2 separate regions of the Homo sapiens genome follow, and region 2 is linked to region 1. Evidence: read pairs that join two places in POLR2A ChIA-PET (ENCODE). Cell type or tissue: OCI-LY7. All regions are shown on one strand. Region 1 overlaps TIMD4 (T cell immunoglobulin and mucin domain containing 4). Region 2 overlaps SGCD (sarcoglycan delta).

What was found. ChIA-PET counts read pairs that join two places held together with the same protein. Peaks named below come from ENCODE experiments on the same cell type or tissue, not always from the same donor. Only the 100,000 strongest peaks of a DNase experiment are listed, where the experiment ranks them.
Region 2: POLR2A ChIA-PET joins it to region 1 with 6 read pairs; 2 of 35 experiments call an interaction of 5 or more read pairs at or near these places.

Annotation. Positions count from the first base shown.
Region 1 is chr5:156,950,858-156,955,857 of GRCh38, forward strand. TIMD4 (T cell immunoglobulin and mucin domain containing 4) reads right to left here. Exons shown (of 9, transcript NM_138379.3): 2 at 3,558-3,899; 3 at 655-933. Among named protein-coding and RNA genes, the nearest start is that of TIMD4, 9.9 kb to the right of the region's middle. In OCI-LY7, no CTCF peak of the experiment used is centred here; no DNase peak of the experiment used is centred here.
Region 2 is chr5:156,680,708-156,685,707 of GRCh38, forward strand. The region is part of intron 7 of SGCD (sarcoglycan delta); the gene reads left to right. Among named protein-coding and RNA genes, the nearest start is that of PPP1R2B, 170 kb to the right of the region's middle. In OCI-LY7, no CTCF peak of the experiment used is centred here; a DNase peak (open chromatin) is centred at 2,504.

The sequences.
Region 1 (5,000 bases):
GGTTCTTCAATAAACATCTCTTGCAAGACTCCTTAGAGGTCAATTGGAGAACCCAAAATGCTGACTTTTCAAAAACACTAAGGAAAAGGCAGAAGAAAAGAGAAACCATAAAAAAAGAAAAGGAACAATTTGGTGAAAACACCTCCTCGTACACACACACACACACACACACACCCATGCCTACTGTGAAGGAATAAATTGTGTCCCCTCAAAATTCATATGTTGAAGTGCTAACCCTCAGTACCTTGGATGCAAATGTATATTGAGATAGCGCCTTTAAAGAGATAGTTAAGGTAAAATGAGGTCATATCAATGGACCCTAATCCAATACAACTGGTATTCTTACAAGAGATTAGGACATGGAAGGACAGGCAGAGGGAAGACAGCCACCTGCAAGCCAAGGAGAGAGGACTTAGAAGAAACCAACCCTGCTGACACCTTGACCCAGGACTTGTAGAACCCAGAGCAGTGCGAAAATAAATTTCTGTTGTTTAAGCTACCCAGTCTGCGGTGTTTGTTTGATAGGCCTAGCAGACTAATATACGCATGTGTACACGCACACACTCACACACACACTGAGAGAGAGCAAGTCACTGGGCTGCCTCATTCAGTGAGACAGCACTGTTCTAAGAAACCCAAGATACATCTGCGTACCTGCAGTGAGGATGGGCCCTTCCTTAGAAGGCTCGGGAGTCAGAAGACCTGTGGCTTCCTCCGGAAGGGTGCTTGGGGTTAGTGAAAGGCACGTGTTTGCTGTTGTGAAGACGGCAATGGTTGTCATCTGGAGTGGTGTTCCGGTTGTGAGATCGGGTGTGGTCACGACTGTTGTTGGAAGTGCAGCTGGGGTTGTTGTCATTTGTCGGGTGGTGGTGGGGCTTGTTGTTGTTGTTCTGCGTGTGGTGGTGGTTGCTGTTCTGTGCGTGGTTGTTGAGGCTGTAACCAACAACAGACATGTTTGGCACCAAGCGGAGATGGAGGAAAAAGAAAATAATGCAAGTATATCTGGGACCCATCCATTTCTGTTGTCCTCACCTGGTCCACTGGCCTGGACGATTGTAATGCCCAATAAAATTGTGTTTCCTGCCCCCACCCTGACATGTTCCTTCCAATCTATTCTTCACACATTGGCTACATAATCATTTAAAATGTTGGCCAGGTGCAGTGGTTCACACCTGTAATCCCAGCACTTTGGGAGGCCGAGGCGGGTGGATCATTTGAGGTCAGGAGTTTGAGACCAGCCTGGTCAACATGGTGAAACCCTGCCTCTACTAAAAATACAAAAATTAGCTGGGCCTGGTGGTGTGTGCCTGTAATCCTAGCTACTCAGGAGGCTGAGGCAGGAGAATCACTTCAACCTGGGAGGCAGAGGTTGCAGTGAGCTGAGATAGTGCCACTGCATTCCAGCCTGGGCAACAGAGTAAGACTCCATCTCAAAAAAAAAAAAAAAAGTCAAATATAATTATGTCCATCCCCTGCCTAAATCTTTTACTGGGTCCTCCTTGCCCTTAAGATAAAGAACCCAGTCCTGCACCTTGGCCTGCAAGCTACAAGCCTCCATTTGACCCCATCTTGCCTTTCTTTCCAATCTCATATCTCCACCCGCCCCCGCTATCACTTTTTCCCACCCAACTGGCATTTATTTAGCTCTTTGAATATATCAGCAACCTTCCCGCTGCACGAACCTTTGTACCTGCTGCTTCCTATTCTCATTCTTCATGAGGCTGACTTCTACTTCACTCTCATGTCTCAGCTAAAGGTTACTTCTGCAAGGAGGCCATGTAGATTCTCCAATAATGATTAGGCTTTATTATATGCTCTCATAGTTTACCTCCACAGCCTTTATTGCATTTCATAACTGCACATTTATTTCATTGCTATTGTTTAAAGCCTGTTTATCCCGTTAAACTTTAAGCACCATGAGGGAAAATCTGACATTTATTTTGTTCTATGCTACAAATCCAATAACTATCACAGTGTCTTGCATATAGTAGGTGCTCCAAAAACATTGCATGAATACATAAATCAGTGCATCAAAAGTGAGCTCAAAGTATGCAACCTAGAGTGAGAATGTGGTCTCTTTCAGACAGTAAAGATTGGTTCATACCAACACCACTCACCTCCTACATATCTGATTTGAGCTTCATTAGCTACCGTTTATTCGACAGATCTCATCCTCCCTAGAATATGCCAAATTTCCATTGACTCTAATGGACCAGAAAGACACCATTTGTTCCAAGTGAACTTCGAAATGACCTCATAATATATAAAGGTCAAGTATTTTATAAAATAATAGCTGGTTATACCCAACTTGAAAAGAGAAGACTTGAGTGGGAGTCATCTAACTTCAATAAACCTCATTTCTCTCTTCTGCAAAATTGGAATAGCTTTTATCTCAGAATGTTGCCTTAAGAGAAAGACATACTAATATGTATGTAAGTTCTTAAATTAGAAGCATTTACATCAGTTGGCCTCAAATTTTAGAGTGCGTTAGAGTCACCTGAAAACTTGAGAATATAGGCCGGGTGTGGTGGCTCATGCTTGTAATCCCAGCACTTTGGGAGGCCGAGGTGGGTGGATCACTTAAGGTCAGGAGTTCAAGACCAGCCTGGCCAACATGGTGAAATCTCATCTCTACTAAAAATACAAAATTAGCTGGGTGTGGTGCCAGGCACCTGTAATCCCAGCTACTCAGGAGGCTGAGGCAGGAGAATCGCTTGAACCGGGAAGTAGAGGTTGCAGTGAGATGAAATTGTGCCACTGTACTCCAGCCTGGGCAACAAGAGCAAAACTCTGTCCAAAAAAAAAAAAAAAAAAAAAAGAGAGAGAGAGAGAATATAGATGTCTAGATTCCTGTCTTCCAAAGTGCCCATCCAGTTAGGAATAGAGCCCAAGGATCCTCCAGGTGACACTGATGCAGGTGGAATACAGAGCTCATTTTGGGAAGCTCTATACTGGACAAGCCCTAAAGGTAATTATTGTTAGCATTATTCAACCATACGCTCAATGCAGCTCAAATTTTTGAAGTCCCACCATATCCCAGATTTCATCAAAAGCAACTGATAGTAACAGAAGAAAAAGCTCCTGAAAACTGCTATGACTGTGTCCAAATCTCATGCCCTTTCTCCCCTGCCAGAAGTGGCAAACTGTTGGTTTACTGGTTGAAGGTGACCCCTGAATACATTTTATTTAGTTCATGCAGTTTTTTTATTATTTTGAAATCTGGCAACATGTAAAAAATCAACAGAGTTCACATAAAACTTGATAGGTCTGAAAACACTGGACCCAAATATCTGCAAGGTGGTAATCCCCTAGATACGTAGCAGCTGCCTTTTCAGATTGACCCTGCAATTCACGAGTTCCCTTTCCACCTTCCACTCATTTCTGTGGCTGCTTTTGTATTTACTTGCCTACTTCAAACCACGGCACTTTATTTCAAATTCAATCTTCCCACTCACTGTGAAAGCAACTCTAACCTCTTCACCACCATCCACTGATCCCATTGTCCATTAACCACTGAATCTCTCCTTCCGCAGGCATGAGGCCCTTCGTGTGCTTACCTCTCTGTAGATTCAGGCGCACGTTTATCTTTACATCGTTGAACCAGCCAGGCACTTCTATGCGGCAGCAGTACACACCGCTGTCACTTTCACTGGGGTTTAAGATGGTCAAGGAGACATCACCTCTCGGGATAGTCCCCTGAAGTCTATATTTTGCTGACTTTCTTGAGGTCACCCTCATTCCATCAGTGCGGATGAGCGCCTCCTTGCAACCGGAGTAGGGGCACTGGTCTTTCCCCCAGCACATGCTGTTGCTGTTGTGAGACCAGGATGAGTACAGACAGGGCAAAGTCACCCGGTGACCCAAAACCTCCGTCACAACAGTCTCTGAAGTGACTGGTGCTGCAAGGAAAAATGCGAAATTTAGGTCATGCAGTACTGAAATCTCTCAAACATGCTACACAGTTTTTGTGCTAATAGATGCTTCCAGGAAGATGAAGAAAGCTGTAGTCTATGTTTCTTTTCTTTCCTTTTTTTTTTTGATACAGGGTCTTGCTTTGTCACCCAGGCTGGAGTGCAGTGGTACAATCATGGCTCACTACAGCCTCAACCTCCCAGACTCAATCCATCCTCCCACCTCAGCCTTCTGAGTAGCTGGGACCACAGGTGCGTGGCAGCATTCCCAGCTAATTTTTGTGTTGCTTTTGTACAGACAGGGTTTCCCATGTTGCCAGGCTTATGTGGTTCTTTAGCGTAAGTTTTGATGTGCCTTGCTTACTCCTGTGCTCCTAACTCCACATGATTCTATCCCCTAAGTGGAACCAGGTGACCAGTTGAGTCTCTAACCGTGGCAAGACCTTTTTGCTGATTTAAATACTCTGATTTGAGTTCCATTCGCTAACCAATAAACTCTTACATGAAAAATCCTGACCTTGAAACCCAATTTCACTTATTCATATAATCAGGTGGGCTGTTTTCCACAAATAGATATTGTGGACTACAGACTTAAAAGCTTCAAATGGCTGGGCATGGTGGCTCACGCCTGTAATCCCAGTACTTTGGGAGGCCGAGGCAGGCGGATCACAAGGTCAGGAGATCGAGACCATCCTGGCTAACACAGTGAAACCCCGTCTCTACTAAAAATACAAAAAATTAGCCGGGCGTGGTGGCAGGCGCCTATGGTCCCAGCTACTCAGGAGGCTGAGGCAGGAGAATGGCATGTACCAGGGAGGCAGAGCTTGCAGTGAGCCGAGATCATGCCACTGCACTCCAGCCTGGGCAACAAAGTGAGACTCCATCTCAAAAAAAAAAAAGCTTCAAATGGGTCTCCCAATCCAGAGAGTGCTATGAGAGAAAGATAGGCTGTAAAACTGTATTCCATTTCCTTCTCTCCTTTCAGTGGAAATTACTAGAATTGGAAATTACTTAGACTATTTGTTTGCTGTTAGATAATATGAAGTTAGGTGGAGTTCATGGACTATCTATTTATTTTTAATGGACAAA
Region 2 (5,000 bases), 270 kb before region 1:
GAGAAGAAAAGATGTGTGTGCTGTGTCTCAAGGCAGAGTCAAAATTCACCAAGAAAATGACAAGGTAGAAGCACTTCAGCAGGGAGAGGTAACATTATATGGTATTGCATGGAGACATGAAAGCACATGCATAATGCTGAGACAGGATAGTTTCCTTGACCCCCTTCATGGGCAGGAACTGGAGTGACTCGTTTCACTCAGCCTGCCACTGGCCACTCCTCATGGGAGGGAGTGTGCCAGCGAGTGAGTGCAGGAACCAGAGTGAAGGAACACTGGAACCAGCCGGTCGCTCCTCTCTGGCAGAAGCAGGCTCTCTGTGGGCCCTGCAGCAGTGTCCAAGCATGGTATAGCCAAAGGTCATTCAACTCTGCCATCTGCGGAGGGCCAAGTGCCAATCAGATCAGTAGGGGATCAGGGTGGCAGCCACTGTCCTCTCGGCACCCAGGTTCTTGTCCGGCGTTCAGGAAGAATCAGGTCACACGAACTGTTTGAAAGGTATTGAATGCCGAAGACTTTACTGAGCGGTAGTGGCTCTCAGCAGAAAGGCTGGAAAGGGGATGGGAAGGTGATCTCTCCCAGAAGCCCAGCCATCTCCATCCAGGCCCCTCTCTGAAGCCACATTGTCTGAAGTTAGCCACAACTGTCCTTAGTCTCCAAGGCTCAGTTGCTTCTCTGCTCACTGCTCAGTTGCTTGTATCCTCTCCACGCAGCCACTGGTGTTGCTCTGCCAGCTGAAGTCTTTTATGGGCACAGGATAGGGGTGGGCCAGGCCAAAAGCAGTATTTGGATGAAAAATGGGGTCAGCTGTTTTTACTTAGTGCTGCGGTTCCAGGCTTAAGGGTGGAGTTTAGCTGGGAGAATAGCCCTTCTGTATCAATATGTTGGAAGTATGATGAAAATGTCAACAGGGTATTTGGGGCAGAGAGTGATAGATGATTATGTTTGACGCTGGAGAGGAACATTAGGTCTGGATGATAAAGAGTCTAGAATGTCATGCCAATAAGTTTGGATTTCAACCTATAGATGATGGGGGAGAACAAACACAATTGCAAATTAAAAGAAACTCTACCATAGTCATCATTAGAATGGTTTTTAAAGGTTTCATTATTCATATTCTTGATTTATTCTCAATTTGAGGTTACTTTACTGATGAAAAAGTTCTAAGTTGTCCATCTAAAAATGGTTTATGTCAAATGACGTTGCCAAAGCAAATGCTATTATGAAAGTGAAAATATAATCTCAGCAGGCGTTTATTTAATTGAGGGCCAGCATAATGAAGGAGTTTACTGTACCTAAAATAACATGTTCTCAGCCACTGGATTTAATGAAAACCTGCTTAGAATCTATATAAAAAGGGTAAAAATTGAGTTGCATTTTCTCTCTGGTATATTTCTCAGGAACTGACTTGGTAAGGATCAAACATGGTACATGTTACTGACTTATTCAAGGATTTGTAACTTAAAAAGAGAGAAAAGATAACGTAGAATGTCACTGTAAATAAAAATACATAGCTGTGGCCAATTATAGCTGTTTCCACAACTATAATAGCATAAAATACACAAGTAGTAAATGTATAGGTTTATTCTCGTTGAGAAATAAAATGCTGTTTTCACATAGGATGTTATGGGCATCTGAATATTTAAAAATAAGATTCTGGAAGGCATGAGCAGAAGTGTACAAGTTAAATAGGTTCTAATGTGGACAAGTAGCAAGAGTAAAATTATGTGGAAAAAAACTTTTAGGCTAAGAGAAGTAATAAAACACAAATCTGTTGACTTTCACTTGACCCCTGTTCTACAAAATCAAACTGTATAAATGCAAAAGTCTGTTCAGCTTCTGCCGAAAAGGCAGTATACTTCAGACTTGCCTTAGGGTTAACACAGTGACCAAGACAAAAAGAATGTAGTATGGACAAGGAACATTAAAGTTCTAAGTAGAAAGCTGATTGGAAATGTAGGAAGAAACCAGCACGTCTAACTGTGAAGAGAGATGGAGGATATCATTTGATCAGCAGGGGCTGGGTTCTTCAGGCCTTTGTGGTATTAGGGGTCAAGGACCAGGGGAGGCTTAGTTTACATTTGAGAACACTTAATAATGACTTTGGAAGCAACATTAGTACCGTACCGAAGGTCTCCAAAGTATTGACATAGAATGTACACATGCACACAGTAGAATAATGGGCATTAAGCAAAGCTGATGCCAGCATTTCCCATTCCCGTGCATCCTCTTCTTTGCACACATTCACACGGGAAGTTTAACTTACAATCCCCAAGAAAGCAAAGGATATTAAAACAGTTGACACATTACAGTGAAACAGGTAAGTTATGGAAGGGAAAGGCATGATTTCACTAATGTTTCTCTGACAGAATGGAGTGGGGTGATCTGAGTGAGTGATAGCCAAGCCTTAAAGGAAACAGATGTCCGAGATATATAGATGTTTAGTTCCATCAAATGAACCACATTAGATTGCAGGAAACACCTGAGTGTAGGATTGTTCATGCTGTAAGATTTTATTGAGTTGATAAACTACATAAGCTTTGAAACAGACACAAGCCCATTTACTTCTGCTTTTGTTGCACATTCACTTTTAGGTGTATTTCCTTCATCTTTGTATCCATAATTAGCCAAAAGCATCATGCGGACAGGGTAACTTTTCTTTCCTCTCTATTTTATCCCCAGTATCAAACACAGTGCCGAATGCATGGAAGCTAGTAAATATTTGTTGAAGGAGAGATAAATAAGATTAAATCCAAATCAGCCGACATGGTTAATCCTAAGAGAAGGGATGAGCAATTCTGTAGACAACATTATATTTTGCTGAGTTATAGAAATTCTTCTATTTCTCTGGCCTGACACAGGTCCAAATGTCTTTATCAGACAAAAACAAAAAACCTTCCTGGTAAGTTAATTAAGAAGAATGACAAAGCCAGCAGTTACAAAGCATCTAAACCCCTATTCAATACCTTGAACTTTGCATTTGCATAGACCTGAGTGAAATCCCTGGCTTTGTCACTACACAGTCACGTGATCTTGAGCAACTCTCCTTAACTCTTGGATGCTCAGTTGTTCCATCTGAAAAGACAAATCATAATTGATTCATCTCATAAGGCCTCTATGATATTTGGTAGACAAAGTGCCAGCACACAGAGACATCTAATGGAATGACATAGCTATTCTAATTCAAGGGAAACTTTCAGGAGTTTAAGATTAATTTAGTGAGACTCCACAAAAAGTTGAGACCAAACTACAAAAATGACAGCCCAACAAATTTTAACTCATATGTTCACTAGTTGATTGTCTCGTGTACAAAACTGTAGATTCATAAGCCAGGGACGAGGTTTGTCTTGTTTATTCCCATGTGGTACTAAGTACAGGGCCCTGCACATAGTAGGTCATTAACAAACATTTGAATAATGAATGAATGAATAAGTAAATTTCCACATAAGATGTTATGAATTACCAAACTAGTTAGTGCTCTGTGGTCTACACTAGAGTTGATGTCACTGAGAGTTAGGAAACTGTAGAAAGGTGGATGGCATTCTGGGTGGTGGAGGTGGGGAAGATGATGAAGTGAGGATGCTATGACAAGAAAGAAAGTGTAACACTGCTGTAGTCAGCAGCATGAGCTCCTCCCAGGAGGTCATGGTCATGGATGCTTTTGATGAGGGTTGAATAGTCTTTCACACCTTGACCTCTGTTTTGCTCCTCTGCGCTATAGATTCCAGCTATGGTGAATTATTTCCAGAATCTCAAATGCTTTCTCTTCCTGGATGGCCTTTGAACAGTCCTCTGTTTGGAACACTTCCGTATCCCTTTTATCTATAACTGCTTCTTACTCTTTGGGTCTCAGTTTAGATATCATCTCCTTTTGTAAGGCTTCTGTGAACCCCCAAACTGATTTCAGGCTTTAATACAATCACAGCAATTATTCATCTGTATTGTATTTCCATGCTGAGTTGTTTCTTTCCCCCAGCAGGCTGGGAAAAGACCAGGACAGTCTACATTTACCAGCCTCTAATACATCACAGTCAGTATCCACTGAATGAATAACACCATTCTGAGATGTCAAGCCTCAAAGAATTAGGAATGCTTCTAAAGAAATAGGAAGGTTATGGGGGATGGTTGGGGCTTAAAACTGGATAATTTCCGGTTTTAGTTTTCTTTGAAGTAGCAGAAAACCCAGTGAGTAGAAATATCTAGTAATCAATAAAGCAGGAGTACTAGGGAGAAAAGACAGGGCTGCAGTGGATATCATCTGCAGAAGAGAAAGAAAAACAAAGGGTGAAAAAGATATACTCGCATTTAGGGAATAGAAGGAAGAAGCAGAGCTGACAAAGAAGTCAGATATAGAAGCTTAATGGGAAAGAAACGTTTCTCAAAGGGGTAGTTGTCATTCACCTTGAAAGCAGAAGATTAAAAACCCCTTAAAGGAAAGGGGCAGATGCTGAAAGGAAATGGGTGGTAGAGTGGAGTCAGCTGCTCCAGAATCCAGGGGAGATGCGTCGCAGGGTAAGAACTCAAGTGGGCTACTCGGCCAAGGGCAGCTCTTATCCAAAGAAGTCAGGCTTAGGCTTGTGTTAAGACAATGGAAAGGGAGAGATGGAAGATGGTAGAAAAAAAAGCTCATGGAGGCTGATATGAGCTAGAAAGTTGTCGGTGTTGCTCTATTTTGTCCTGGATCCTTTTAGTTTCTTATGCTTCTTTCCTGCAGGGAAATGGAGTTAGGCATATGCTGTCTAGAATGCTTTAGAAGTTTCCCAAACATTAGACGAAGCAAGCTGCAGAGTGCCATAGAGTAGAAAGGGCCATCAGCAATCCTGATGAGCATCTTTTTGCCTTAGTTTGTAGCTCCTAGGGATGTAGGGTATTTCACTATCCACAGAACCTCCAGCTTGCTTATGTGCTGCCTTGGAACCCTTCCTAAGCTTACCTCATGCATGCATGCCTTGTCAAGAAGCTTACAGTACAGTTGGGGAGATAATGGGGATATTGTCATTTAC